Linked DNA regions of Mus musculus: region 1 is linked to region 2. Evidence: chromatin loops called from intact Hi-C (ENCODE). Cell type or tissue: heart. All regions are shown on one strand. Each heading gives the region's core, and the rest is flanking DNA. Links, peaks and the distances in the headings are about the cores only. Region 1 has its middle 35 kb from the start of Gm23960. Region 2 holds the start of Kcnd2 (potassium voltage-gated channel, Shal-related family, member 2).

Region 1 (16,050 bases), core at 6,977-9,476, 170 kb after region 2:
TTTCCATTTTTTATTGGTATTTAGCTCATTTACATTTCCAATGCTATACCAAAAGTCCCCCATACCCACCCACCCCCACTCCCCTACCCACCCACTCTCCCTTTTTGGCCCTGGCTCTTTATTCAGCAAGGCTTTTGCCTCAGCACAGGACTTGCCTCAGTACAGGTCTCGCCTCAGCCCTTGTATCCAATCAGTCCAAGTCCTTGGAAGTAGCAACAAACTGCAGCACACCACAAGTTTTTTGGTGTACATTTCTCTATGATGTCCTGACAAATGCAGCTCAATTATGCAATATAAGCTGGACCAATAATGCATGTCATTAGCAAAGAATCTTTCATCACATGTTGTTTCATCTGCTTGCTTTAGCAGAACATCCTCTCTCCTGTATCTGCTTCAGCAAAACCTTCCTTCACAAGTCTGCCTTAGCCATTCATATCTGTGTCTACTTTAATGAAATGAGACAAAGTCCAAGGAGAATGAATAGAAATAAGTAGTTGTGTAGGCTGGGGAGCCTGGAGAAACACTAGAAAGTTCCAGATTCCAGAGAGAGGTGCCCAGGTCCTAGTGAAGATGACATTAGCCAAAATACCCAACAGCAGGGAGATAGAACGTGAAGAGACTACCTCCAGTAGATAGACATGAATCACACGTAAGGATGGTGTCACCCACCCATCTAAAATATGTAAACCCAGAATTATCCCTATCTAAAGGAAATGCAGGGACAAAATGGTGAAGAGGCTGAAAGAAAGGCCATCCAGAGACTTCCCCCATTATGCTATCCATTTCATCAGCAGACATAAAACCCCAACACTATTGCTGATGCCAAGATGTGCTTACAGACAAATGCCTGGTATGGCTGTCCTCTGAGAGTATCTGCCAGCACCTGATGGATACAAATGCAGAAACTCACAGCCAAACATTGGACTGACCCCTGGGATGGCAGTGGAAGAGTTAGAGGAAGTGTTAAAGGTGTTGAAAGGGATTGCAATCCCACAGAAAAATCAACAGTATCAATTAATTGAGCCCCTTAGAGCTTCTAGAGAATAAACCACCATCCAAAAAGTATACAAAGACTGGTCCATGACTCCTGCTACATATGTAGCAGAGAAGCCCCAGAGAAGGGGGATGCTAGAAGGGTGAAGTGGGAGTGGGTACATGGGTGGGTGGGAGAGAAACATCTTTTATTTTTCTTTTATTGGATATTTCCTTTATTTACATTTCAAATGTTATATCCTTTCCAGATCTCTCCTCTGGAAATCCCCTCCTCCTTTCTCTCTCCCCCTGCCTCTATGATGGGTGTTGTCCTATCCACCTACTCCCACGTTCCTGCTATGGCATTCACCTACACTGGGGTATCAAAACCCCTCAGGCCCAAGGGCCACTCCTTCCTCTGATGTCCAACAATGACATCCTCTGCCACATATGTGGCTGGAGCCCTGGGACCCAGGGAGAGAACCCTATTAGAGGTAAAAGGGAGGTGCATAGGTTTGGGGAATTCATGGATGGGAGACCAAGAAAGGGAATAACATTTGAAATGTAAACATATAAAATGATTAATAAAAAAAAATAATTTGTAGGTCTCAACTTAAGTACCTGTTAGCATATGCTGGTATGCTCTGTAAATATTATTATAAATAATTCTTAAGCCAGGAATGGTCATGTCCTCTTTTAGCACTCAAGAAACAAAGACAGGTTAATCTCTATGAGTGTGAAGCCAGCTTGGACAATAAATAAATAAACAAATGTTTTATACATAACATAAATATATTTATAAATATATAAATTTAATATATTATAAATAGATAGGCATTGAAATAAGTAAATAAGTAAATAAGTAAATAAATAAATAAATAAATAAATAAATAAATAAAATTTTGCCTGAAGTATGTGCCGAGATACAACAATATTTCATGGTATCTTTCTATGTGATCCAAGAGGTTTAAAATATATATAAAATCAATTTTTTATATTTGATAATCATATAAACAGAATTTGAAATGCACAAGGGAGAATTGGTAGTTTCCATTAAAGTAATTCGTGGGCTTATGAAAAATCAAATTAGTGTTGATACTTTCTGTCTTAAATGGGCTGGCCAGCAATCTCCAAATATCAAAATCTTAGCTGATATTCTGTCACCCATTGGTGATGGAAAAATCTGATATATTGAAATATTCTTGGAGTGAGTCCCTTTAAGTTTCAGGAAGTTTTAAAAAAAATCTTATAAGACTCAAGAAGCAAAGACACCACAAGATAGCTAAGAATTTCCTGAAATCAGAAAGATCCACAATGGCATTCTCCATGGTTGAAAGCAGTAACAAATTCTCTGGAATGCCAACCTCTGAACTGTTGAGCTGCCTGGGTTTCCCCCAAGGGAGCTCCAGGGATGCAGGCATTCTGAGTCATCACCAATGCTTGCACATGATTTAGGTGATACAACTGCCTTGGTGCCATCCCTATTCTTATAAATAAGTCCAAGAAACTTATTGATTCACTAAGTTAGACTTGTTATCTTCCAAGATACCTAGGATTTTCTTAGGAGTGTTTACTACTAATAAACTCAGAATTATTTATTTCCTTATTTATTTAAAAATAAACAGACTTATTTTCAAATACTTGACAGTATTACACTTAGTATTTTACCCAAACAAAATGATTTAATGGGTATAGTCATCATTTGCTGTGTGCTTTTGCATTAATGTCAAATAGATGCTGTGACAAATTATCTAATGTTTCATGGTTTATATAAACAAAGATTTATCCATTGTTTTCTGTTATACAATATAGAAAACAGGTTTATAAGCCCAGAGACAAGTATGTGTAGGCCTATGATTCTTATTTTCATCTCTTGGAAAGATTTTACAGATTTGAACCATCTGTTGCATTCATTTCTTTACTGTGATGGAACTCTCTTTGCTAGTATCTTTCCCAGCTTCTAGAGGCTGCCTGTATACATTGGGCATCTTTGTCCATTATTCAAAGCAGCTATCAGGTTCAAGTCTTGTCTACATATGCATGAGATCTCTTTTCTTCTGTGTTTCCTTCCTGATTTATCTGAAGACAAATGTCCTTGACCAATATCCCTGCTGCCTTAGGAGAGCAAAGGTTATACTAGCCACCTGGATTATTCAAGATCATTTTTTATTCTTCATATTAAGAACCTTAATATGAGGGTGTAAATAACCTTAAGTCTGTCTATGAAGTTGTTTTAGATCAGTAACTAGGGTGGCACTTGATTGAATAACCAGGGATGAAAATCTAGGTTGGACATGTTTATAAAATTTCTTATGACATTATTATCCTTATTTTTATATAAAAACAAGCTAAATACTAAGCATTCAAACATTCAGCAATGATATAAAGTCTAAAGTAGAGCAGCTGCATATTCAGGCATAAGACACTATGATAATTTCTATTTTATAATAGGGAATTGAAACAGATGCTATTATAGTATTCCAGACATTGAACAGACAACATAAATTAAGTAAACTACCAGGATACACCAATAGTAATTCTGGAGACATTAAATATTTAAGTGTAAAAAAAAAGCATATAAAACATATTAGAAAAGTTGGTGGGTTTCTATCTCCAACTGAAATCATAACCCTATAAGACACTCAGAGAAAACAACATAGCAGAAAAATTACTATCTACAATAGAAATGTTATAATTCAAACCCTATTTTTAAGGGAGAGAATATCCTCATAAGATTCAAATCATATGTAAATCTCTTAGAAACATAGTATTCAGTTGTTTTTTTGTTTTTTGTTGTTTTTTTTTTTTTCAGTCACAGTCTTCTCACAAGCTTATAAAAGACTTAACACTTAAAGGTGAAATATTAGTCTAATTTCTTTTTTTGGAACAGAAAAAAAAAAAAAAGAAAAGAAAAAAAGAATGGTTTCCACCTTGCTTGCTTGTATTATACTGTGAGAGGTCCTAATTATCACAGCAAGTAAAACAGCAGAAAGAAAACATGCAACTCGGGAAGAAAAAGCCTTGTCACAGCTTGCTGACAAGATAATTCTTTAAATACATTTAAGATAATATGACAACAGCTTATTCATTTTTATTAAAATGAAAATTTAGTATTCATGAAAAGAAAATTAAATTTGACACTGGAAATCAAATATATATGAGGAATTGCCATCATGGTGAGTCCCTGAGAATTCTGAAATAAAATAAATATCAATGTAGCAAATTAACTACTTCCTAAACACAATCTGAAAACATCAGAAAACACTACAGCTCAAGAAGCAGAATTTTCCCGTTGTCTGAAACTTGGGATAAAGGTACAAGAAAGAGGACTGTAACAATTGTTTAAATCTTTGGAGAAATATTTAACCTAAATTGACTATATCCCAGATCATCTTTTTTGCAACTTTAGGCCCCTGAACTCCTTATTTGTGAAGTTTTTATGTGATCACACCCACAATTGTTAATCTTTTGAGGATGCAAATAATTTGAACTTTCTCCAGAGTTGTGAAACTTGGCAGAGTTTCTCCAAAACTGGGGTGAGTTATTGCAGGAGTTGGGAGTGATGGTCATCTTTTGGTGTATAATTGTCACAAACAGGCCTGCTCTCCTTGTTACTGCGATGGTGTGGGATCATAAATTTAGGGGCACTACTTCCAGTCATGAAAGTAAATGAACATGGCTTTGTTGACTGAAATCAAACACAGGAGACTCTAGATTCTCCATTGCACATGATTAAAACCTCGCTTGTCTTTTAGTCCAGCCATGCTGAAATAAAGTACTATGCTTTTCTCCCTCATACTCTATCTTGAGCGTCGTCTGTCACATTTTGCTTGGGTTTGTATAATATTTGCCTTAGCATTGCACACACAGGAGATGGAAGCAGAAATGATGTGTCCTTTAATCTATTTATGTAACGTAAAAATCAACCACAAACTAGATGTAGAAACGTGGAGTTCATGAACTTCAAGTCAGATTTAAATTTTGATTTGTTTTTCCACAGACTATTTACTGAGAGTGAGTTAGATTTATGAATATGAAGCATTTTACATCATTTCCATAGGCTTAACTAGTTCTTTGAGAGTTTCATAGAATATACTTTGATCATAATTAACTCCTTGTCAAATCTTCCATGATCCATTCTTCTTCACTATCCAACCAATTTTGTAGTTATTTATTTATTTTTGTTTTCCTTTTCACTTTTTAATCCTTCAAAACACATATTTGTGCTGTTCAAAAGTTTTTGGATATCTAGTCTTCTTCTTAAATATGGTTGACTTACCAGGGACACACGAGCAGAGAAAACTGTCTCCTCTTTAATAGAATAACTAAATTTGTCAGGAATTCCCTGACTAGGGATGGGATTGTGTGCCCAACTTCATTTTGAATGCTGGAATATAATCCTGCTGTTCTTTAAGGTTTTGTTGATGGTGTTACAACTATTATGGGTTTATATATGCAGCTTCTGCTGTGTCCACAAGATATTTCCACTATCTCTGGCTGATATATAGGTTTCATTTTGTGATGTAAGAATTAAGTCTAATCAGAAAGTACTGGCTTACTCTGAGGTTGTTCTTGCATCTTTTCACCAGTAGACAGGTCTCACCAGGACAGTAGTCATTGTAATTTGGAGGTTCATAGAGAGCTATCATTGATGACTGCTTTCCTACTATGGTAAGCTGTACGGTATGTTCTATAATTATAAAACCTAGCCAGTAGGGAGGAAGCAAACAGGTCTATACCAACTTGATAAAAGCTATAACTTTACTATAACTAAGGATATATATGTGATATCTTTGGAAGTGGGTTCTTATCATAAAGTCCTGGTAGGTATCAAAAAAAATGACAATATATTATAATGTTTGAGGTCTTTAAGAATCACTGGCTAACAACTCCCAACATGATAACATATTCATATTACTAAGATTTTATTAGTTTATGATGCCTAGCAGGAGACAGTATATGTGTATATGTGTGTGTGTTGTATGTATTTTATACATCATTACATTTTGAGCCAAACATATTCTGAAAGTGATGACTTCTGTCTTAGAAGCCATTAAGAAAAGAAAAAGAAGGCAATGAATAGTTTACAGAAAATGATAGATTAAAAACATAAGAATTTTAAATAAGCGATCAAGGCAATTATCAAGGGTATTGGTTGCTCTCCACACATTGCGGATAAGACCCTATTACTGAAGACAACTCTGTCATAACTCATTGAACATGGAGAAATCGGCCTGCTACCTCCCTGTTATGGACTAATGTTAGTGACATAATTAGATACTCTTCTCTGTCAAAGGGGAAATGTGAACCTTAGTGCCGCCACAATACCTTCACCATGCACTGATGACCTTTTGCAAGATGCGTTATTGCAATAGCAGCCCACAGAATGTGGGAGTAGCCAACCAGTTATCTCATTTGATTTAAGTTTCACTGCATGAGATGAATCCAAAACTCAACGCAGCTCAGGTGGCAAAGAACCTGAGACTGGATAGGTCAGGGACCTAAAGTAAAACCGAGTACTGCTTTTCTGCTAAAAAAAAAAAATGTATCCCTACCTACAATCAGCTATACTCATCCTTGCCCAGCATTCACCATGGAATCTTCTTCCTGCAGTTCATGAAAACAAATATAGAGACCCATAGCTGGAAAATGTACAGAGTGTGAGACCTTGAAACACTCAATCTTAAATGAGATGAGTCTTTCAAATCCCTCTGTTCAGCACTCCGGGAGTTTTGCAGAAGAGGCAGAAAGATAGTAAAAGCCAGAGATGATGATGGTCTCCAAGGAATAAGATATTCTAGACACATCAGGAATAAATTGTGATTCACATATGGACCTACAGAGACTGTGTTAGCAGCACACACACGTGTCTGCACAAGATGAGCTCCCAGCATTGGAAGGAAAAATATACACAAGCTTCCATCCCTATCCAAGAAGCTATCTCCAATTGATAAAAATTGGCAAATAAAAATTTATTTTTTCTTCAATAGAGTCTCACTGCAGATACAGACAATGCCTAAGGGCAAGCCCCATGTTCAGAATAGATGACCAACAAAAAATGAACTAAATGAGATCTTTGCACATTCTTTTTCTCATATTTTGACAGGGTATATTTATAAAACCTTACATGTTCCTTGTAAGTAAGTATATATTGCAAGTATGTAAGTTTCTGTTTTCTGTGTTTTTATGGAATTCCTGTATGTGAGAATATGTATCTGTGCATCTAATATGAGTTTCTGGTGCTTTTTATTCTGTTTGCTTCCTTTGTCCTATCAAAGTCTGATTTTTGTTTCAGTTTATTTTATTATTATTCTCTAGATTGTTGATGGCTCTGCAGCAAGAGACAAAAAGAGAGTGGATTCAGGTCGAAGGAGAAAGGTAGAAGATTGCCTAGCAATTAGGTGGCAGTGGTGGAGGGAACCCCTAATCACAATATATTGTATGAAAAACAATCATTTGCATAAAAGTAATAATAAAGAAAAAATATATTAAAACGTATTTTTTTATGTTGTACTCTTCCTAAGGTCGAATATCCATTTAGAGCTTTAAAATCCTTTTATGGAGATCCAATTTCAAGTATTTTGAAAGATTTTAAAAACCTAAAAATGATTGTATCAAAAAAATCTAGTATTATATTTTTAAAATTTAATCAAAAGGAAAATATGTATAATTTTTTATTAGAAAATATGTAATAAATTTTATTAAAGTACAAAGTATTAGTATATTAATTATTCTCAAGTACATCTTCAAATTGGAAAATAAATTGAAAAAGTAGCTTAATCTACCTATTACTATATTATTAATCTTTATGTAACTTTTGGGATTTAAGAAGTAAATGTCAAAATTAAAATTTATGGAATATATCTGAAGAAAATGTTAATAACATATAATAAGTAAACATTTTTTAATGTTGTATATAAGCATAACGAAGCTTGTTGGGAATTACTGATCAACTGTATTGTTTTAAAACTTAAAACATTAGTCAATATAATATGACAAGTTGAAATGAAGAGCAGAGAGTATGTGAACCCAATTCGGTGTCCTCCTATCATGTGTGTATAGGTCTCTAGTGTCTGCACACAATATCATGCCTCAAAGATATATTTTTTGTTGTTCATATGCTAAACTAATATCTATCCATACATTACATTTCATCCTCTCTATTCTACTTAAGGGCATTCTATGCATGCTTTCCTGTCTCATGTACTCTGTTATGTTCACAGGCTCTTTGCTCTATTGAACTGTTTTCACTAGTTTCAAAATATGCTGTTGTTCTCAAAGTCTGACAGTGAAGCAAAATACAGTCTTTGTCTTGAAGCTCTTCAATGGCTTCTATTTTGGCATTGTTTTGTTCCCTTGTTGTGGCAACAGTCCTGAAATGGCTTGCCTATCCTCATCTGCTCTGCCAGTCTCCTTTAAATGCAGTCCAATTGGGCCTTGGTCCACAGACCCTGTGCTCATAACTTCCTTGATGTTAAATCTGCTCATACTTGAACGACCAACAGCATTCCTGACCTTTTGTTGTGCTGTGATTTTTCCTTCTCATTCCCCAGCTTTTCCTGATTCCTTTCATGTCTCACCTTTAACCCTTGTAGTATATGCCTTGCCTCTGCCTATGGAGGTTGGGCCACATCATGCTCAGAGCATGTTCTTCTCACTGTGTTTGCCTTTTTTTCCATTAGATATTTTCTTTATTTACATTTCAAATGTTATCCCCTTTCTCAGTTTCCCCTCTGAAGATCCCCTATTCCCTTCCCCCTCCCCCTGCTCACCAACCCACCCACTCCAGCTTCCTGGTCCTGGCATTCCCCTATACTGGGGCATAGAGCCTTCACATGACCAAGGGCCTCTCCTCCCACTGATGATCAACTAGGCCATCCTCTGCTATATATGCAGCTAGAGCTATGAGTCCCACGATGTGTATTCTTTGGTTAGTGGTTTGCGATCTTATTTATTCTTAATCTCTCTGGCATCAGTTCTGAATTTTACATCTACAGCCAAAATTTTACCCTGAAACACACACACACACACACACACACACACACACACACACATATCCATACCTGTACACACGCATACATGTGCAAGTACACACATGAGCACCAAGTAATCACATGTCTAGTCAACTGCTTTTATGAATACCTGAGAAATATATCCAAAATACCACCACATCTTATTGAATCTTCTGTGATCCTGCCAGGTCCAGCACACTCTCAGTGTCCCATGGTAGGCATCACTCCTAGAGCTAAATCTGCTTCACTTTTTTCTACACAGGTTGTCACTTGTGTCTCTCTCCAACACAGCAGGCTAGTAATTAAAATCCAATACAAATCACTGAGCAAAAAGCTAAAACATGGGCAAAAAAAAAAAAAGAGAGAGAGAGAGAAAAGAAAAAGGCTACATTTTTTATGCCAAATAAAATACAAGTAAACAATTAGAATAAGTTAAAAACTATCCAGTGGTGCATCCCTCAAACCTGTGAGGACTGTTTTATGTTTCCAAGAAGCTATAAGTGGCTCTTGACTTTATTAATATTCCTCAAATAATGATTTCTCACCATATATAGTATATGCAAAAATGATAATTTATGTCCATAAAACTTTCCATAACAAAGCTTATCACTGTTTTGTTACTTATTTTAATCAAATAGAGAGCTAATTTAAAATTATTTGTTAATTTGTAAATAACAATAACATAAAATATACTTAGTAGCACTCAAACTAATGTTTTTATTAATTTTTTATTATTTTTTTATTTTTTCAAACTAATGTTTTGAAGAACATTTCCTGAGTCATATTTTGAAGTGAAAATAAGGAATGAATATGTATATGCAGGGAAGAAGGTATATAATTCTATCTTAATTAAAGATATTAAAGGTACATTTAAAAATAAATAATTACTGCCTGTAAGTAGTAGTAGTTTTATTGCAACAAATATTGAACATCTTAATATTGTATGGATGGGTGACAGAAACTTTATAATTGGAACAATTTTCAAGTTTTTTTATGATCATAACATAAATTTATTACATTAATATTAGCATTACTAATGGCTTTGTCAGGCCGTGTTCTCATTGGTCCAGGAAATAGATATTGTGCCTCTTATATGTATACAGAATTGTTTTAAATACTGAGAAGACAAGAGTGAGTAGGACATCTCTGTATGTCACAGAGCTTCAAGAGTGATGGCATCATACCCAAGCTAGATTTTTCCCCGAGCTTACTTCTCTTCACTCTGCTTCCTCTTTAAAGTAATTTAGCATTTAGGTAAAACTTTTGAAACATTAGTAGCTTTTCTTTAAATGTTTATATTTGACTCCTGATAAAGTATTTAATCTATATAACTACTGAGCAAAAATTCAGAATTTATACATACAGCAAATAATTGAAGTACTGTCTAATGAATTTGGATAAAATATTTCTCTTCCAAACTTCAGTTTGCTGTAGACATCTATCCAACTGGTATATAAAAGATGCCAAATCAATTCATCCTTTCACTTAGTGAAAGGGACACTTTTCAAGCCATTACCTTTAACAATGTGCTTTGTCTTGGCATTAATTTTAATATAGTAATAATTCACTTGGCACCGGAATTTCATATGCCAACCAAATATTTCCAAGTAAGTACAAACATTAATTAAGTAGCACAATAGCTCTGTAAGGAAAACTATTATTACCATACTGGATTTGAATAGATTGTTGAAAAGGAAAACATAGCAATGGGAAATTCATTTTAAACTAATCAAAAGGGAGAATATTGTTGGCTGCAATATTTTCAGTTCATGACTTTGCCCAAAGTATTGGGAAAAGGGTTGAGGAATGGGTGGGTCACATTAGAAGAGAGAGTATTCCATATCCTGACATTAGATTGTACCATTCACATCATCCCTCAGTATAGATTATAAAAAGAGAGAAATGATTACTTTGAGTTGTGTTTGAATAACAACTGATGAAAAGAGAAAGCTGTATGGTTAAAGTAACAAAAAAGGGAGAAAAGTTTCATGTGTTTTGCAAATTGTATCTTATATCTTGGGTGTTCTAAATTTCTGGGCCAATATCCACTTATCAGTGAGTACATATCATGTGAGTTCTTTTGTGATTGGGTTACCTCACTCAGGATGATGCCCTCCAGGTCCATCCATTTGCCTAGGAATTTCATAAATTCATTCTTTTTAACAGCTGAGTAGTACTCCATTGTGTAAATGGGCCACATTTTCTGTATCCATTCCTCTGTTGAGGAACATAGGGGTTCTTTCCAGCTTCTGGCTATTACAAATAAGGCTGTTATGAACATAGTGGAGAATGTGTCCTTCTTACCAATTTGCAAAACACATGAAACTCAAGAAGAACGAAGACCAAAGTGTGGACACTTTGCCCCTTCTTATAATTGGGAACAAAACACCCATGGAAGGAGTTACAGAGACAAAGTTTGGAGCTGAGATGAAAGGATAGACCATCTAGAGACTGCCATACCCAGGGATCCATTTCATAATCAGCCTTCAAACACTAACACCATTGCATACACTAGCAAGATTTTGCTGAAAGGACCCTGATATAGCCGTCTCTTGTGAGGCTATGCTGGGGCCTAGCAAACACAGAAGTGGATGTTCACAGTCAGCTATTGGATGGATCACAGGGTCCCCAGTGGAGGAGCTAGAGAAAGTACCCAAGGAGCTAAAGGGATCTGCAACCCTATAGGTGGAACAACAATATGAACTAACCAGTACCCCCTGGGGCTCGTGTCTCTAGCTGCATATGTATCAGAAGATGGCCTAGTTGGCCATCAGTGGAAAGAGAGGCCCATCTGTCTTGCAAACTTTATATGCCTCGGTACAGGGGAATGCCAGGGCCAAGAAGTGTGAGTGGATGGGTAGGGGAGTGGGGGGTGGAAGGGTATGGGGGACTTTTGGAATAGCATTTGGAAATGTAAATGAAAAATACCTAATTTAAAAAAATGAAGAAAAAAAGGGAGAAAAGGAAAGGAAAGGAAAGGAAAGGAAAGGAAAGAAAAGAAAAGAAAAGAAAAGAAAAGAAAAGAAAAGAAAAGAAAAGAAAAGGAAAGAAAAGAGAAATTCCTAATTCAAATACAATCATTAAAAGTGAGAGGCATTCCTTAGTCGCTTGTTGTACTTTGTGTGGGATGAGGTGTCTTGAGTTTTCCTCATCCATGCTAGTGTGTCTTTTGGTGTGGTCTTTCAGTTGGTTACCCAATATCAAATGGGCAACCCTGAAACCATATGCATTCAAGTAACACTATGCAGACATGGCAGTTTGTGTGTGTGTGTGTGTGTGTGTGTGTATAACAATAATTAATGACTACATTAATTTAAAAGAAAACAGAGAGAGCCATGGCTATATGTATTGTACAGGATGGCTTAAAAGGAACAGACACCCGACGTGATCTAATTATAATTTCAAAAATATTAAAGAGGTAGTTTTTAACAAAATGAGACAGAACTGACTAGGTAAAACTCATTTTTTAATTGGAAAAAATGTCTTATGCCTACAGAAAGTGAATCAAAGTCCCTGATTTTTGAAGATAAAATATGGAGTATTTATTTACTTAAGCACAAGTTTTGCATCTGACATCGGGTGTTTTTGTTCTAAAGAAGGTGATCAGGAAAGAAGATCACATACTGATAAAACAACAACAACAACTACTACTACTACAAGTGGGTACTGAAATTTTCCTTTAATAGCAAGTCTCTTCTGTTAGATGAGAATTCTAAATATTGAGCAAGGGAAATTTGTTGATCATGATGAATTTGGCATGGTAGCATTTGAATCTTTAACATCCCAAGTTCTTTATTCCAAACAGGAAAACTATAAATAAAAAGGCCAAAAAACTCTGACCACATGCTATCTACACCCTACACCCTACAAATGACCAAATAGTTTTATAAGGGAGTGAATTGTATTTTCTTTTTAAGGAGTTTTGTTGCATTTACCATCATCTAATTTTAATAGCTGTCAGATTTTGTACAGTTTCACTGTGAAAAAGATTTTAGGTGTTGCTGATTTGTAATTGGCAATGCACTCTGAAGGTAAAGCTGTGAAAGACATTGGAGTTAAAGGGCTTATCCTCTGCTCAGGAAGCATACTGCATTTACATTTTCCATAGCTCTCAGAATTAGGAGAGATATACTGTGTTTGCATGAAAGATAGCTTCAGAATTACTTCAATCCTTTTAAATACAAGTGGGTGAAAAATGCTGAATGGAAATGAGATCAGCCATTAAGCTGTGGACTATGTGGAGGATATTACAGTGGGCTTTTACACTGGAGCTACATCATCAATTTAAAAAAAAAAAAAAAAAACTTCTCAGTTATTTTGATTGCCTTTTCAAAGGTTGACAGCTGCCTGCTATTTTAATAAAAGGTTTGAGGGATGCACACTTTGTTAAATTATAATAAAGATCATCTTATAAAATGCTAATGTCTATGTACTGCAAACTCCATACTATTTTTATAAGCTAACCTAACCCTTTTTTGTGGATATTTTCTTTATTTACAATTCAAATGTTATCTCTTTCCTGGTTTCCCCTCCATAAACCCCCTATCCCATCCTCCATGTTTCTATGAGAGTGATCGTCTACCCTTACAAAAATAAAATAGTTAATGTACCTAAAAAAGAAAATAATGTTAATTTTAGTCTAAACCTTAAAGTTCTTAAAATACATGACATCAATCCTTTAGAAATCTTTTATCTGCAATTTTGGCTAGTTAATATTCATTTGTACCTCCTTCTTGATGGTTTATCTTAAATATTTACAGAAAAAAGCTGGCAATCTAAATATTCTTATGACTCATATTTATGCATTACATGGAAATGATGGTAAAACAAATTAATATATTTTATTAAAATCAATAATTACTAGTAGTAATAAGGACAAAGCTTTTTTTTCCCAAGCACACAATAAATGTCATGCAGTTACTTATTTGATCGATGAGGAGCTCTTTAAGATAGGCTCTGAAATGGGACTACAGGTGCCAGTATTCACAAAATTCTCTTAGATCTTGACTTTAAAAAGCAGGCAGAAGTTTCCATATCTGAAGAGGGCTGGTGAATTTGGAAAAAAACTAAATTTGACATGTTTCCTTGGTAATTGTATTTGTCAATGTTGTTTACAGGCTATTGAGTATCTCTCATTGCTCCTATTTTTTTGAAGTACATGTTTTCCATATTTGTACCCACTTGTTATATTTCATTATCACTGGTTATCATTTTATTTTTATTTATTTTTCTCTCATACAATGCATCCTAATGGCATCTTTCCCTCCCTCCACTCATCCTAGTATATCCCATATACATCCATCTCCCCCAAATCCACTGATCCTCCATTCCCCTTCAGAAAAGAACATGCCTCCCACTGATAACAACTGAACAAGTGATAACAAGTTCCACTAAGACAAGGTTTCTCTTGTCAAGGCTGGACAGTACAACCCAATAGGATAAAAAGGGTTCCAAGAGCAGGCAAGAGAGTCAGAGACACCTCCAGTCCCATTGTTAGGTGTCCCACAAAAGTCCAAAACTAAACAACCACAGTGTATATTCAGAGGACCTAGCACAGTCCCACATAAGCTCTCTGTTTATTGTTTCAGTGTTTGTGAGGCCCTAAAACCTTCCCTTAGTTGATTCTGTGATCAGTGTTCTTCTGGTCTCCTTATTCCTCTGATGTCTACAATCCTTTCTCTCCTTCTTCTTCTTCAGGGTTCTCCAAGCTCTGCCTAATGTTTGGCTGTGGATTTCTGCATCTGCTTCCATCAGCTGCTGGAAGAAGCCACTTGTAGTGACTGGGCTAGGTATCAATCTATGAATATAGCATAAAGTCATTAGGGATCATTTCAATGACTTTGTTTTTGTTTGGTTGGTTGTTTGGTTGTTTGGTTGGCTGTTGTTAGTAATGTTTGGTTCTACTCTAGATATCTGACACATCCAACTTTCAGATGTTGGACTGGGTTGTGGATCTCAAGTTAGACCAGTCATTGATTATCTTCTCCCACACACTGAGCCACCATTGCCCCAGTAAACTTGCAGGCAAGACAGGTTCTGGGTCAAAAGGTTTGTGGCTGGGTTAGTGTCCCAGTCCCAACACTGGGAGCATAGTCTGGTTAAGAAATATTTTCTGAAAATAAAACCAAAGTAAATCAAATTAAGTATCACACAATAAAAGAAGTAGCTCACACTATCAAACTCTATGCATGAGATGATGCATGCAGTCAGTAAAAGACTGGATTTCAGAGGTATAAGGCCACCATGGGTATTAGTCCCCAAAGCGTCCTTTACTGAAGAGTTCTGCAATGCACTTTTTAAAAAATATTTTTTATTAGGTATTTTCCTCATTTACATTTCCAATGCTATCCCAAAAGTCCCTCATACCCCCCCCACCCACCCCAATTCCCCTACCCACCCACTCCCACTTTTTGGCCCTGGCGTTCCCCTGTACTGGGGCATATAAAGTTTGCAAGTCCAATGGGCCTCTCTTTTCCAGTGCAATGCACTTTAAGATAGGCACTTAGGCCAATTGTACAGTATGACCCAATATTGGTATCAATATTGCCTCTTGACTATAAGTTCATCTTCCTCTATTTTTTTTACAAACTTTTCCAAAACTGTTCCTGGGCTTCTAAGAATTGCTGTTTGTATTGGTAAGAATTGCTTGTTTACAATTATATCCTATTTTATTCTATGGAAATTATAAAACTATTTTTCTCTGTAAGTTTAATGAATGTTGCATTAAGTTTTCTATCATAACTTGGAAGTCAGTTGCAATATAGTTTAAACATACCACCAGAGGCATCATTATTAGCTCACACTGTACAGAATGTAATCCTGGACATTATGTTTAATTAAAATAATCATTTTTTAATACTGCTGAGTAATACTCCATTGTATAAATGTACCACATTTTACTTATTCATTCTTCAGTTGAGAGGTATCTAAGTTGCTTCTAGTTTTTGATTATTATGAATAAAGCTGCTACGGACATAGTTGAACAAGTACTCGTTTGACAGAATGGAATTCTTGCTATATGCCAAATAGTGGGAATAACATCATGAAGTTTGCAGGCAAATGGATG
Region 2 (16,050 bases), core at 7,567-10,066:
CAGACTAGCAGGGGTGGTACAGACATGAACAGTGCATTACAGAGTTCATAACTGGGGTGGGAAGATGAACTGTACTAATGCAATACATAGTCTACTCGCATATTCACCTAGTGAAGTGAGCCCTAAATAATTATTACAACACATTTTTAGACACATTTGGATTTTTAAGGATTAAAAAAGTAAAAAAAGCTGAAATTTCAAAAATTACCACTACAATTTCATTATTTCAATTATGGGCAATCTACAAAATTCTCATATATACAAAATGACAGACTTTCAATAAAAAAGCACATCTTCTTCTAGGAATTGAGAAACCAGGCAGTAAAACTTTTGTATGGTAGCAGGGTTCTATAATCCCAGGCCATGAGCGATAGAAACAAAAGGATCAGGATTTCAAGGCCATCTTTAGCTAGCTCCCTTCTGAGTCAGCGGTCATCCTGGACTATAGCAAAATGAAAAATAGAAAGAAAAGGAGATTTGAGCTTCAGAAGCATCTCCCCAAACAAATGTAAGGAAGACAAGTGCTTGTCCTGCAAGCACGGGCAACTTGAACCCCAAGATCCAATATAAATCAAGTTCATGTAGAAGTATTCATAATGTCAGGGCTGCGGAGATGAAGATGAGATTCCTGGAACTCAGTGGCTCACCATGTGGAGCCAAATTGCAAGCTCCTTCTTCAGAGAGACCCTGTCTGAAAAACCAAAGTGAAGGACCCAAAAGGAAGACAGCTGGTATCAACCTCTGGCCTCCTAATGTAAGCACACATGCGCACATACACACACACAAACCAACACATTCAGACACACACTTAGAAAAGGGGGAAACACAGAAATAAGTGATTTAATTCTAAAAATAAAGTAAGTATTTAATAAGTCAAAAGGAACTGAGACGAACAAAAGAACAGCCCCCCTTCTAGCACACATATTTTTTTCTGGTACACTTCTGTCTGAAAATCAAGTGGAAACTGAAGATTCACATTTTAGCTGCTAAAATATATAATTTGAAAAACGTAATCTGATACTATTTCTAAATCAAATTAAGGATTATAATACAATGAAATATTTTATGATTTTCTTTGATCCTGAAGAGTGATCTTGCTTCACTGTATTTCTCTAAAACTCCATGTCAACAGTCTGATAATTCCTTATAAAGAATTTTATATGAATACAAAGGCATACCAAAATAAAAATAAGTGTTATCTGGAGTATTTTTCTTTACCAGAAAAAAATGTGTGTGCCTCTCACCTCTAAAGATTTACAGGTCCACACATTAGCAGTATTTGTGTAGAGAAAACCACACAAGATACTATGATTACACTCATTTCTCAGAAGAACTGAGAAAACTGGAAGTTTGTAAATAACGAATTTTGCAAATTATCCTCCTAGCATTCCCCAAATCTATATTACCTACTTAGTACTAGGTAATAGGAGGATGCTATTTAAATGTACATATCTAAGACTTTGAGGACATCGTGGTTTACATAGCAAGTTTTAGGTCAGTCAGATGTAGCCAGTGAGAACCTATCTTTTTTTTTTCATAATTTTTTAAATTAGGTATTTTCTTCACTTACATTTCAAATGCTATCCCAGAAGTCCCCCAGACCCAAAAATGGAATCTTCAGTCTTTTATTTAAACGCATATTTCTCAAAGTATCCTACTTGGTGGATATGATCATATATGTGTAATAAACTCTTAAATTATGCCTTTCTAAGAAAAAAATGATTTGTGAGATAATTTGCAATAAAATTACATTGCTTTTTACTTTTCATTTGATACTGAGACAAAAATGCAATATTCTGTTTTGTTAAGCAGCTTTTACCACTGGATTAACTTCTAACTAGTCTTGCATTTGTTCTGTTGTTGTTTCTCACAAGCAAAATTTACAAACTGAGAATGATGGCATATGCCTAGAATCTAAAATTTGGGATGTGCAAGCAGGTCAATCAAAAGTTCAAGGCTAGTTTCAGCTGTACACTGGGTTCAAAACCATTCTGATCTCCATCAGACCTTGTCATAGAAAACAACCAAAAATTATAATTCACTAGAACTATTAAAATTGAAATACAGGAAGGGTAGGCATTTTTTTTTGCTCTTTTAAAGCTTTAGAAATAGACCACCACATCATTATCTATGACCAAAGCTGTAATTATACTTTATTTTTTCCTTCCAGTGAGCATATCAATGTTTTAGTTTTTTCAAGTTTGTTAAGAAATCAAAATAATATTTACAGCATTTGATTTTTATGGTCAAGGTTTACAGAAATACCATACAGCCATTTTTATTTCCATATTAAAAAAAATAAACCTTTGAAGAAAACAATTAGGTTTTATGGTTAAAGAAGTGGAATGGACCACAGAAACAGAACGGTATTTCTGAACTCCTTGAGCTTCATGCTATGAGCAATATGGTTAGGAAACATGACTGGGAACACAAATTTGGCCTAACATAATAGTAAGTCCCCAAGGATTTACTGAGCCACCTGGGACCTCTTTCCTGCAAAAGTTGTGAGCATGAAGAGTGCAAAGCAGGGCTCAACTCCACTGAACCATGTTTGTAAATCAACTTCTGGTTGTCATTAGAAAATAACTTAGAAACCTCCAAAATTTATCATTATCCAAGCACTCCCACCTGAGAAAAATACATCAACTGGATATGCTGTCCCAAACCCTGACCAAAGAGTCTATAGGTTCTTTCTAGTCTCAGATAATTCAAAGCAATAGACTCTACATTTTGGACAGGGAATTACAAGGGGGAGGACAGGGAAGTGGTTCCCTGGTCCTTTGTCAGCAAATAAATATGCTCAAAAAAGGAGGGGTGAGATGAAGGAACTGATACAGAGATCACTTAGTCTACGCGTGTAAAAAGGTTTCCTCTTATATTCGTTTGTTAATATTTTTCAATGTTTTCTAAGTGTACTCATACAAGATGAGTATCCTTAAAACTATGTTCTTTTTACTGGCAGATTAGATCCTTACCTAGTAAGCATAGTCTATTATAATCTATGAAAAAGCTAATATTTGAGAACACTATATAAATACATTAGTCCCAAGATAGACACACTGAGGCCTTCAAAGCCAAAACCAACGGGACATCCTCTCAAATGACCTCAGAAGTACAAGTTGACTGTGTCAGACCTGAATCAGGGTGTACTTGGTTACTTTTCTTCTCATGAAAACAGTATTCATATCAGGTGGCACTTCTGATAAAATCACGTGGGATATTAATTTCACATCTGATATCATCAATTAATAAATATTAGCTTCATTAAAAATAATAGCCACATAAAGAGACTATAGGAAGTCTGGTAAAAAGAAGTCCTGAGCATCTATCAGTCACAGCTTGACAACTGCTAAAACTACTGCATATTTTCTGGAAAGTTTATACTTAACCTTCTAAAGTCGCAGCACACAAGACAAAGTCACAGAGAGATATGTTACATCTCTTCCATTCTTAAATAGCACAGAGCCGCAAGGCTTCTAACAATAAGACACCAAAAAGACAAGGCATTTAAGAGTCTATTTGTCCAGGCAATTAAAATACTATAAACTTTAGAAAAGGGACTGTAGATATTCCTTTAAGACAGTTTCATGTATTATATAAAGCATACTTTTATTGCTTCTACATAGTAAAAGCCTGGCTGTTGTTTTTTTTTCCAATCTGAGTCATTAATTAGCTTAATTTCATTAAAAAAGAATAAAAATTTCAACTTCAGTGAAACTGAAATTCTTAAAATCAACCCCCTTACTGCTTCCAAGTTCTAGAAAGTTCACATATTTAACTGTCCTTATTTGCTCCCCTGTATGACAAACAAATGAAATCAATTGCATAGGTGCTGCTCAAGTATTTCAACGTGCTTTCTTAAATCATCCACAAGAGCATGCTTGTGAGCAGTAATAGTAACACAGCCCCATTTTTTTTCAGAAAGTAGCATACATTTCAAGATAGAGTAAGAATTGCAAGCCATCTCCAGAAATGAATATTAATATTAACTTCTCATGTCTAGAATTTCAGCTCCTTAAAATTAGAAATTTGTCTCCATTCCTTGTAATGATGCCTCCATTCGATCACCTAGACAGTAGGCAATGTTAAAAGACTCGCTGAGACCTCACGAAAATCCTGCAGACCACCACATTTTGTAAAGTGTATTGCCTCTCCATAGCTCCCCCTTTGTTTTCTTCTTAACAGAGAGCTTCTTTAGGATGGCTCAGATGTGAAATGATGACAGCAATCCTCACTACCTGATTGTCCTTGCATGATTCAACATAATACAGAGACAGAACAAAAAAATAAGCATAACTCTTTGGAGAAAGGGTAAGCACCTGTAATAATCTGCCGCATCCTCTCTTATCTGTCACAAAACGACCAGCAGAATAAAGGGAATGAAGGCAGAAGGAATCATGTTCTATTCCTTCACCTTCCAAAAGCTATAATTACACCCTCAAAGATATGGGAGGCTTCATCAAAATCCAAAGCACTATATTTTACTCCAGCCAGTCTCTTCATTAACTCAGCCAGAAATTTCCCCTCATAAAAACATATTCCACTAGTTGGCCATATAACACAAGAAATTCTGTTCAGCACAATATGGCCAATAAAATTAAGTTGACTTTAACCACAATGTCATTTAAAGAAGCCAATTAAATGAGCCAGAAACACAAAGCTGAAAATACAGCCTTGGGAATAACTTTTTTTTTCCTGTAGTCCTTACCAAATCCTTCTTACCCTGATTACCTAGGTAAGAAAGGCAGCAACAAAGCTAAAGGAGGAACTCTGAACTCTCCAAGGATTATCTAAGAACTCTACAAAGTAGCCGTCTCTTTCTTGTTTATTTGATTAGTTTTTCTCCTCTGGCAAGTGCTTCTACTTTTCTGTAGTTTGAGGAACATTAATAATCACTCCACAGCATTCTTTATGACATCTAAATAAATCCTAATTCTTTCCTTAAAAGTCCGTTTCAGACAGCATGAATTCAGAATATATTCCTTTGGTTTGTAAAACTTCATGCCCTCAAATAAAAGAAGGAAGGGAAGAATTCTAGAAGAAATTTAAAACCCCAAATTGTACACTGCAACTGGCCTATGATGGCCAATAATTTCACAGACACTCCTCTGCCTTCCAAGTGTAGTTGATGAACCATCTGCAGACTCTTTGACTGATGGGACCCATAGCTTCAGAAAACTCTAGTGATGACAGTCATATGTTTCTTTAAAAAAAAGAGACAAGCCTGGACTTCCAAACATTATATTTTGTATAGTTGACCTGTTTCCAATCTGATATTCTAAGTATAACCCATTACTCATAATGAAAATCTATAATTTATATAATGATATAAAATTAGACAAGGCTCTTAGGTTGAAAGACATACCATCCACATCTATTAATTAGTCTATTAAGTCTATATTTGTCATTTTATGGTATCAGTAATTAATATTTGCCTATAACTCCCAAGTAATTTCAATCGTTTTTGTCATACCCATTTCACAGATCAAAATTATTTGTTTGTTTCCAAACTTTTAAAATAGTGCTTTCTTAAATCCATTCAGAGGAAAAAAAATGTAGTCACTCTAAAGCATCAGGAAGCCTTAAGAGATTCATAATCAACACAACCCATGTCCAATCACCATCCCGTTTTCTACAAAGGCACCTACCCCAGTGTTGTCATGGTGACGATGGTGTACCAGAAGGCTGCCGGGATGCTGGTGAACTTGCTTGCTGAAGAGCCCTTCTCTGCGTAGAACATAACGGTAGCGAAAATGATGATAGCCATTGTGAGAGAAAAGAGCAAGAAGCCCAGTTCTGATGCACAGCTCTTCAGGGTGTACCCCAGTATACGCAGCCCTTGAGAGTGGCGGGAAAACTTAAAGATCCTGAAGACTCGAAAGACTCGGAGTGTGACAAAGGCTCCACTGACATCCTCATTGTCTGTCATCACCAGCCCAATGTAATAGGGTAGGATGGCCACCACGTCGATGATACTCATGACACTGCGCACGAAACGGTAACGACTAGGTGCTGCGGCCAGGCGAAGCAAGTACTCAACTGTGAAGATCATGACACAGGCGGTATCCAAGCAGAAGAAGGCCACCGCATACCTCTCCCCACAAGGCAGTTCTTTTATGTGGCCTGGGCTAGACCCACATGGAACTGTTTCCACCACATTCGCGATGACTGAGACGGCAATGAAGAACCCAGTCACATAGTAGAACACCAGGGCCATGGTGCTGGTGTGGGGATTCTCAAAGGCCCGCCAGACCCTCTGCCTAGCAGTCATGGTGGGCAGCGCACTCTCTCCTGTATTGTCAGTGTCTGCATCATCCTGGAGGCGCTCAGCATTCTCCCGCCTGCGGTCCTTGTACTCCTCATAACAGCAGTCGCCAATAATTTCTGGGATGAGGCCAAAGAAGGCCAGTTCTTCATCATAAGCCGAGATGCACTCATGGCGGGGATAGTGAAGCTTCCCCGTGCGGTAGAAGTTGAGGATGTGGCGGAAGATGTCCGGGTCACGGTCAAAGAAGTATTGTTGGGTCTCTGGGTGGTAGAAAAAGTCTCTCTCAGAACTACCCAGCAGAGTGTCTGGGTATCGTTCCAGGGTGTCTTGCCATGTCTGGAAACGGGTGCCACTCACGTTCAGCACTATCAGAGCGTCCTGAGTCCTTTTTCTCTCCTGTCTTGGGGGCGCAGGCATAGGCCCCGAAGCAACAGGCATCCACCCAATGGCGGCTGCCCTGGCAAAGGGCAGCCATGCTGCAACACCGGCTGCCATGTTGTCTGGAAGTGGAGGTCACGAGAGTGAGCAGGGGGGTCACCCAAAATAACACAATGAAAGTAAGAAAGTGCCCCCCACTTCTTCACCTCAGGCAAAACACTGGGGGGACACTGCTCACAGGAACACGATTATTCCAAGGTGGCGCAGGTCAAGTCACAGTACTCAAGAAGGTCAGGTTTCCCTCACAGAAGTATTTGGAATACTAAGAAAAAAAAAATACAGTGACCTAAAAATCTCTCTCCATAAAGCCTAAACAAATCTCTGCCAACAGTTGGACCAGGGCAGGTCCTGGCACATGTAAACGTACAGGTGACTTCGGAGACAGCCTGGCTTCAAACAGGTGTCTTCGCTTCTCCCCTGATACAGTCTGGTAGATATGGGGTCGGTATATAGAGCAGGAGAGAGGAAACAGGGAAAGTCAACCAGTCAGTGGTAGTCTCTTAAAAGAAAGAACCCTTTCACCTTCCCCTTTTGCTGAAGTGGTCCTTCCCGCCAAAGGCGTCTCAAAAAGACGACCTGTTGTTGTAGCTCCGGAGATGCGGTCACAGCCGCTGTCCCGCGTCCCTTGGAGTCCGCTGGCCGCCTGTACTCACGCTGCGCTTGCAGAGATGGAGGTGAAGTGCAGGGCTCGCGGCGGGGGGCGTCGGTCTAGAGCTCTTTCTCCCCCCCACAACGACGACTGACACCCTCTGCGCTAGCCGAGAGCGTTTGCCCGATGGGCCCTTTCACTCTCTGTTCAAGTTCAGCTCAGGTGCAGTGTGACAGTTATAGAGCCTGGGAGCTGGCAGCCGCCGCCGCCGTGGCGGCAGCAGCATCTGCCTCCGCGCAGAACGCGCCTCGCCCGCGGTACATACCTGGCAAAGTGCGCACCGGGGCTGAGTTGCATAGAGACTTTGCTGTCGCCTTGTACCCGGAAAGGGAAAGGCAGAGCCAGCGGCTCCCGAGCAGCCAGATCCCAGGCTCCCGGGGAGCATAAATAAAGCTCTGGCGAGCTCTCCGTCCCCTTCCCCCACCCTCCGTGCCTCCCTCCTCCTTGTCACCTTCCCAAAAGCCAGGCGCAGGCGAGCAGAGCCAACAGCAACAAGTTCAAAAAGGTGCGGGGGAGGCGAGCCGCCCAGGCCACTCGCTCCTGCCAACTTACTGCGCGGCCGGCGTCCCCGGGGTCGGGGCGCTGCGGGGCTGCGGGGCGCCGGGACTGCGGGGTTGCGGGGCTGCGGGGCGGGCGGTGGCGGCGTGGGGCCGGGACCGAGGCGGGAGCGGGCTGGCGTCCGGGCGCGGAGGCAGGAGGCGCTCGGCGGCGCGGGGGCGCGAGAGGGCCGCTCGCTGCTTCCCCGCCAGTGGGTGGTCCCGCATCTCCCCCGAGCACCGCGCGCAGCTCTGCCGGTGCGATCGATAAATAAGCTGGGAAGAGAGCGAGAGCCGCACGCAAGCCCCGCCACGCAGGTTAGGCAAAGGCGTCTCCTGCCTTTCCCTCGCCTTGACCTTTCTCCGCCCCCGCCCCCTCGGGCTCCTCTCGCTCCACCCTAGCCACCCACCAGCCTCGACGCCAAATGTCACCAAGCGAGAGCATCCAGGTGGTTCTACCCCGGGGATGAGCGAGCCTTGGATGAACAAAGGGAAGCTTCAAGGCACTCGGCCGCGGCTGTTTGATGGAAGAGAGGAGGAAGGGGACCGGTGGCTTACTGCTGCCTCCGGAGCCCCGGTTCCAGATGAGCGTGGGAAAGGGGGGCAAGGAAAAAAAAAAGATTCGAGAAAAGCTGGAAAGGAGGGTGAACAGAGCGGAACGCGAAGGAATTGGTTGCCTTTGGGGGGCGACTGGGTCGCAGAACCTGCAAAGCTCCGCGACAGAATTTTTAAGTGACTCTCCCACGTTCCTTTATTTATTTTTTTAAATTATGTATGTTCAAAACAGATATTAATGTTACTAAGGCTAATATATTACCCGTCCAACTTGCTGGAAAAGTCACACAAATCTCCTCTGGTTAGGTCTTGCCACAACTCCTTTCCCCCTGTCCTTTGCAAATGACAGGAGAATTTAGACCCTTTTCTAAATGTCAGTGTGCAGGGGCGTGAGTCTCTTAGAGTGTGTGTCTCTTCATGCCCTTTGCGCATCCCTGCCCATATCTAAAATGACCGAAGAAAGAAAAGGTGCCCGGGTGAAGGGTGAGTGATGTGAGGAGAGACAGGAAAATTGTAGTGGCCAACCGATTTTGGTCTTCGTGTACCCCGCCCCCAGTCATTAAGTGTCTTCCTTAAAACCAAGCTTTTAACAACCATGGCCACTAGATGGCGGGAGTGGCGAGAAGTTAAATTTACATCCAAGGTTGCCGCTTTAGAAAGGCAAAGGATCAGAAAAATTTACTGATTCAACAGAGAATCTGATCACGTAAACATCTTTAAATTTCCTGCGACCACCCACCTTTTCAGTGTTTATATGTCACGCGTTGTTCAGGCTTCAGACTGCATTCTGATGGACATGGAATATGATGTACAGAGTTTCCTATTGAAATGTCTTTGAAAAATTACATGTGAAGTACCAAAGCATGATCAACAAAACCATTAAGACCATTGAAAAGTGGAGTTCACTAGAAAGAGCAGACTGACTTCTACATAAAAATTTATTATTCAAGGCTTTGTCTTTTGTTTAGAAGGAAAGTGGGTTGTGATTTGCTGTAAAGAAATTGACTTCCAAAAGACTCTAGGCTTGATGTGCCCACTTTAAATGGATGCTCAAAGAGAACCTATGAACTTAAAGTATAGAAAAAAATCATCAAAGAATGAGAATAAACATCCCCTGTATTATATGGGTTTAACTGTCAAGATGGATGTTTGCTCTCTGTGCTTAGTTACCCGTGCCGGGTTAGGAATTCCAGGGCTGGTAGGTCGTAAGGCTGGAGCTAATGTGCCAGGGAAGTTTAGGACACCTGCTGTTTGTTTGTTTGTTTGTATTAGCCAAGTGAAGGATGCTTGCAAGGCTTGCAAGGCTGAAAACTAGCAAATTGAAAGGAGGGGGTTGCCTTCCAATTGCTATAAAAAAATAAGCTAGCACAAATAAAAAAGATGGCACCTTGGCAAGATGAAGAAAGCAAGCCACCCAAATAAGTAGGAGGCATAGGTACTAAAAGCCCATTATATCGTCCTACCCTGTAAGGATGGAACAGACTTTGAAGCAGACCCTTTCCACTGGGAGATCAAATACTTACAAGCATAAAATAAATACTTAACTTCATGAGAAGCCTTAGAAAACATAACATCTACAATTTGGGAAGGCGTTGTAATCCGTTCTTCACAAGCAGCTACTCACGGTGCAGAGAATTAAACTTACCTAGATTTAAGCTTAGGTTAAACACATCTATATTCAGATCCTTGCTCAGGAAATAGTGTACTGATTTGATTTTATTTAACAAACTAGTTAACGTCTATGAATGAAAAATAAAGATAATAAAGCAAAACATTTTAGCCCTGTTGTAAAAATGAAAGATAATATTTTCAAGTTTCAATGTGTTTTACTAAGAACATGGAAACTAGCTGTTTTATTATTTTAATGCTCACACAATTCATCTTATCCAGCCTGTGCATGAAATTCCCACAGACATCATACTTGCTTTTATCTCTGAATAAAGCATATCTCCCTCTCCCAACAGGCAAGAACCTGACATTTTAATTTTCAGTTGTTCATTGAAACATACAGAGATTGAAAACCCAACAGAGTGCTTGTGTTTCACTTCCCCTTCCCAAGATTCCAGTTCATCCCCATCTCCTTCCCATCCTGTATCCTATACCATATTGATTAAATGGGAAGCAAAAGAAAACTCAGCACAATAAAATTGAATTCACTACCATCTCCTAATCATATCAGTTTCTCCTTTCCTCTCCTGATAAGTGAAGACCAGGAAAGGACCCTGATGGCACTCATTCCTTTATTACTTCCCCTAGCAGACACACAGTGACCCAGTATGTCTGACTATCCATCCCATGCTGACTACCAATTCATTCTTACATGGCATTTAGAGGTGTTGTTGTTGTTAAGAACAATCTTAAGACCAGTTAAAAATAGGTATAGGTATAGGTATAGGTATAGGTATAGGTATAGGTATAGGTATAGGTATAGGTATAGGTATAGGTATAGGTATGGGTTCCTTATAACTATCATCTACTTCCCCTAAAGGTATCACTTCAAATCCTATTAAATCACAGCCAGAAGGTAACACTCATATCCTCTGAGTCCACTTGAACTGTCACAAACTGGGAAATTTATGAAAACATATATTTGTGTCTCACAGTTCTAGAAGCCAGAAATCCAAGGTCAAGTGGCCAGTAGTTTTGGAAGGTCGAGTGTATTGATATGTAGTGAGTCTTTGTTTTCTGTTTTCAGGAGTTGACAGTCTCCTGTAGTAGGAGGAGAAGACAGTCCTCTTGGGCTTAATCCCAGCCTTGAAATGTCTGGTCTAATCATTACTTTCATTGTGCAATAGTTTCCCCAAACCTCCATGCCCTATTGCTACCTCATTGTGGAGTGCATTTCAACATATGAATTCGGAGAACACAAACTTTCTAAGTACAGAAAATGTAATCTACTAACCCATTTAAAGTCTATCAGTTTTACAAACACCGACTTTTGCATCTATCCTTAGTTCTAGATTCAGTTATTGTGAATGATCCACCATCATAATAGGCATGAAGGACATTACAAAAACAAGGATTCCCTTTTATAGGCATAAGACACCAACCCACCCTATAGCTCCTTTAATCCACCCACTAATCTGTTCTCTGCCATTTATCTCTTTGAGAATGCTACCTAGAATAACTTCTTGAGATCGCCTAATGGGAGAATACTTAAGACTGATAAAGGAATTGATCCAGTCAATCCGGAAGATGCTAAGAGTGCCTCCCAACGTGAGCAGTCACAGAGCTAAGCTGCAAGAGCACCAGTTGTTTGAGCATCGAATCATACAGGGCTCATCCCAGTCCTTCCATGCTTTAGTGATTTTGTACTCCCCTCCTTCAGTCAAGTCTTTGCTTCTCCAGCATCCTCCACCCCCATCCTCACTTTAAGATGCTTCACCCTACGTAAGAAAATTGGACTGGGATCCAGTTAGTGCTGGATTTCCCCCTTACTGTAGCAATATATTCATGATTCATATCTGATCATCCTACACTCACTACTGGTCTACAACGATTTATCATTTGTATTTCGTTACAGTTTACTTTCTTAATGACTGATTTTATGGAAGGTGTTTTGTGTTTATTTGTCATCTGTACATATTCTGCAATTAAATGGTGTGCCCTTCCTTGTCATTCTCCGTTTTAAATTTGATTGCTCTTATATGTTTACTTTGAACAGTATTTGCATTCTAATCAGTTTTCCTGCATCAGATACATTGTTTTCATTTTTTTCTTCTGTGTAGCTTGTTTTGAATCTTTTTCATGAGTCTATAATAATGCAAAAGTTTTAGTTTTGATGAGACTCAATTTAAAAACTTTTTTTTAGTTACACTGCTGCCTTCAGGGAATTAATATTCCTTAATATTTTTCTCTATATTTTCTAAGTACTTTATATTTTATATTTTAAAATCAAACTCATGATCTTTTTATCCACTTAATTTTTACATAAAGTCAGTTTCATTCTACGATTTTTCTTTTGACATCTCTTTTGTTCTTAAATCACTGAAACCGCAGTTGTACTTTTTATTGAAATGTCTGGTGTTCTTCCCACCACTGATACATTTTTTAAGCTTTGTCAGAACACCCTTGAATGTTTCTTGTGGATCTGTTTCTATTTTTCTATCCTGTTTTGTTCATCTCTGGGTCTGTATCAACCACTAACATCCCACCTCTTTTGATTACTATAATTATACGATAATTTTTAATACCAGGTGGGAAAAATTCATACTACTTTAGATTGTTTTTCTAAATTGTTTTACCTGTTGTCTGCCCTTCCTTTTTTTTTAGTAAATTTTATAATAAGTGTCTGAATGTGCAAAAATATCAGTGTGATTTTTTAACAGGAATTGTATTACATCTATAAATCAACTTTGGAGAATTGGCAGGCTTCCCATACTGGGTGTTTCCCCACTTATTTTGATTTTTGTCTTTTAGGGAATTTTGTAACTTTTAAGATCCAGATACTGTACATGTTTTTATTGGGTTTACACCTAAATTGTATTTCCTGTGGAGATATTATGACCTTTTATATTTCCCTTTTCATATGTTCATTCTTGCTGCATAGAAGTATAATGAGATTTTCCTTATTGATTCTATGCCTTGAAATTTTGTTGAACTCTATTATTCTTTAATTTTTCTATAAATACAATCATGACATTTAAAAATAGAATCTTTCTCATTTATTTGCAACCTATATAAATTTTATTTAGAATATAGTTCTTATTGCATCTAAATTGGTGTCATAACCACTTTCCATAGTTACCTATTTGTTCAGAAATTAGTCCTTAGAAAGGAGAGATATCTCTAATCTCACCTTTTTCTACCCTATAAACTTCATGTCTTGCTGCTTTAACATTATTTGACTGTAATTATGCCCAGCTAATTCTAGTTTGCAAAATTTAGTGTTTTGCCTAGATCTGGGAATGGTCATAATTTCTCTTTTTCCACAGTTATGAAACATTCATCTCAAGTCATATGCTTCATGGGGAAAATTATAAAACTCTTCAAAACTGTCCACCTCTTCTTCAGCAGACATTTTGATACATGAGATTTGCTTGTGATCTTCCCTCTCCTAAGAAAGAGAATGCTCAAACTGAGATTGTTAGTTACTTTGCTATTACTGTGGCAAAATAAAATAACCATAAGCAACAGATAAAAGAGTTTATTTTGTCTTGTGTTTCCAAAGGATTCATAATGGTGATAAGAGCATAGCAGCATGCCCTGGAGCAAGAGGCTGGCTGATCACATCACAAGTTGACACATGATGCAGACAGAGGAAAATTAAGAAGGGGGTGCTGTGAACCTTCAAACCACCTCTACTTTTGTATTTCTTTCAGCAAGGCCATACAATGTAAAGGTTCTATAACACACAGACACAGACACAGACACAGACACAGACACAGACACAGACACAGACACAGACACAGACACAGACACAGACACAGACACAGACACAGACACAGACACAGACACAGACACAGACACAGACACAGACACAGACACAGACACACAGGCACAGGCACAGACACAGACACAGAGACAGACACACAGGCACAGACACAGACACAGACACACAGACACACAGACACACAGACACACAGACACACACACACACACACAGACACACACAGACACACAGACACACACACACACACACACACACACACACACACACACACATGCAGACACACAAATAGTACTACTAACCACACGGGACAAAATGTTTAAATACAGCAGCCAATGGGGGCTACTTTTTATTCAAGTTAATACAATGAGCAGAACTTCTTTCCAGTAACTGAAAGTATATGCCTCATACCCTTTCAACTATGTTGTTAAAGGTGCCAGGAGTTCCTCAGTGCTGCTGCAGAATGATATTCATTGTGCACTCATACAGTATTTTCTTTAGCTATCCATCTATACATTGTAAATAACTGCTGCTCTACCCAGAGAAATGAAAACTTTTTTCTGCAACAGACTTATTTCACTTCCTCTGGATATGTATCCAGGAAGGGGAATGTGCAGCCATATGGCCTTTCTGCTTCTACATTTTTTGGAATATCTATATGATAGTTCATATTGATGTCACCTAGGAGTGGAGCCTCTGGGAATACCTCTGAGGAATTACTTAATTAGGTTAATTGATGTGGAAAGGCCCACCCTAAATGCAGGTGGCACCATTTCAAGGACTTGGTCCTGAACTAAATTAAAAGGAGAAGGTAACTGTATACTAGCATTTATCTTTCTCAGCTTCCAGAGTACTGATACAATGTTGACTAGCCAGCCCCTTGCTTCCAAAGTCATGTATCTCTTGCCTGAAGCCATGTTCCCCTCAAACTGTAGTGAGATTGAACCCTTTCTTCCTTAAATCACTCCTCTACAGTCATTTTGTTACATCAGAAAAAAAGTGGCTTCTCTACTCTATAGTCATTGCTCTAATAGGTATACTAATTTATATTCTCTCCAAATTTCTGAGGCTGCCTAGTACTCTTGAGTCTAACCAATTTCATTATGCATTTTTTAAAATGTTCATCCTAAATGGGGTAAAGTTGCATCCTGTTGTAGTTGCTGTGTAAATTTTTCTTATGGTAGGTACTTTCAAATTTTCTTACTCTTGATGTCCATCCATAGGTCTTGATTTTAATACTGTCTATTCAGATTAATTGCCCATTTGAGTGGGATTTTTTTCTTTCTGTTGTTTGAATTCTCTATACTAGACATTTAATCCTTTGTTTAACAAAAAGTTCACAGATATTTTCTTGTATTCCACATGTTAACTCTTTGCTTAGTCAATTTTTTACTATGCTCTGTAGTACAAAACTATTGATGGAAATCAAACAACTGCAAATTTGTGCATTTTTTAGTCAACCAACATATTGTGGTTGGTAAGATAACTTGGAGATTAAAGCACCTGATACACAAAGAGGAAGACCTGTGTACAGATTCCCAGAGCCCATGTTAATCCAGACTCGGTAGCACACATCTGTAATCCCAGAATTCCTACAGTGAAAATGGAGATAGAGACCAGAGATGGTGCTTTTAAAAGCAGACAAGACATGTAGATTTCTGTATTCCACAGTGAATATCAGGACATTATGTCACAAACAAGGTGGGAGGTGATGACCAACGGCTTTGCTTATTCTGAGTTGTACATGTGTGATGTAGTGTGCACACACTGACAGTAGCATACATTAACACACACTCATTATCCTATCACACAAAATATTTTAATATCCATAGACAATTATTTGCTAAAAATTAGAATGTCATTTATTTCCAATATTTTATTTTAGTTTTACATAGGGAGTTTTATGACATTTTAGGTGAGAATACAAAGCAATGAGATTCCTTCCTTCTTCTCTCCCTTCTATCACTTTACTTCATACAGAAATCAAATTTGACATACCAGGAGACATGTGAATGACACAGCATTGTTAAGGCTGCTTAAATGCTTTAAACATATTGATATTTCAAAAGGCAAAAGAACTTCTAGAATATAGTCACTGTGGCAAGTGCCATGACCTGTATCTCCCTTTGGGACACCATTAAAAGGATAAGTTGACAACTTGAACTTGATTTATTTTGTCCCTTTGTTCACTCTCAAAGTACTTTCCAGGTTTTAA

Evidence for each region. A loop is a pair of places that touch in the nucleus more often than their neighbours do. Peaks named below come from ENCODE experiments on the same cell type or tissue, not always from the same donor. Only the 100,000 strongest peaks of a DNase experiment are listed, where the experiment ranks them.
Region 1: a loop joins it to region 2, with 2.6 times the contacts of the local background. A loop is called at or near these places in 2 of 42 quality-filtered maps.

What each region holds. Positions count from the first base shown.
Region 1 is chr6:21,040,469-21,056,518 of GRCm38, reverse strand. No RefSeq gene overlaps it. Among named protein-coding and RNA genes, the nearest start is that of Gm23960, 35 kb to the right of the region's middle. In heart, for the core only: no CTCF peak of the experiment used is centred there; a DNase peak (open chromatin) is centred at 8,388.
Region 2 is chr6:21,207,012-21,223,061 of GRCm38, reverse strand. It overlaps Kcnd2 (potassium voltage-gated channel, Shal-related family, member 2), which reads right to left and starts at 7,716. Exons shown (of 6, transcript NM_019697.4): 1 at 5,649-7,716. The coding sequence starts at 6,763. In heart, for the core only: a CTCF peak has its summit at 9,046 (motif pointing right); a DNase peak (open chromatin) is centred at 7,781; H3K4me3 peaks cover 1,570 bases; H3K27ac peaks cover 942 bases.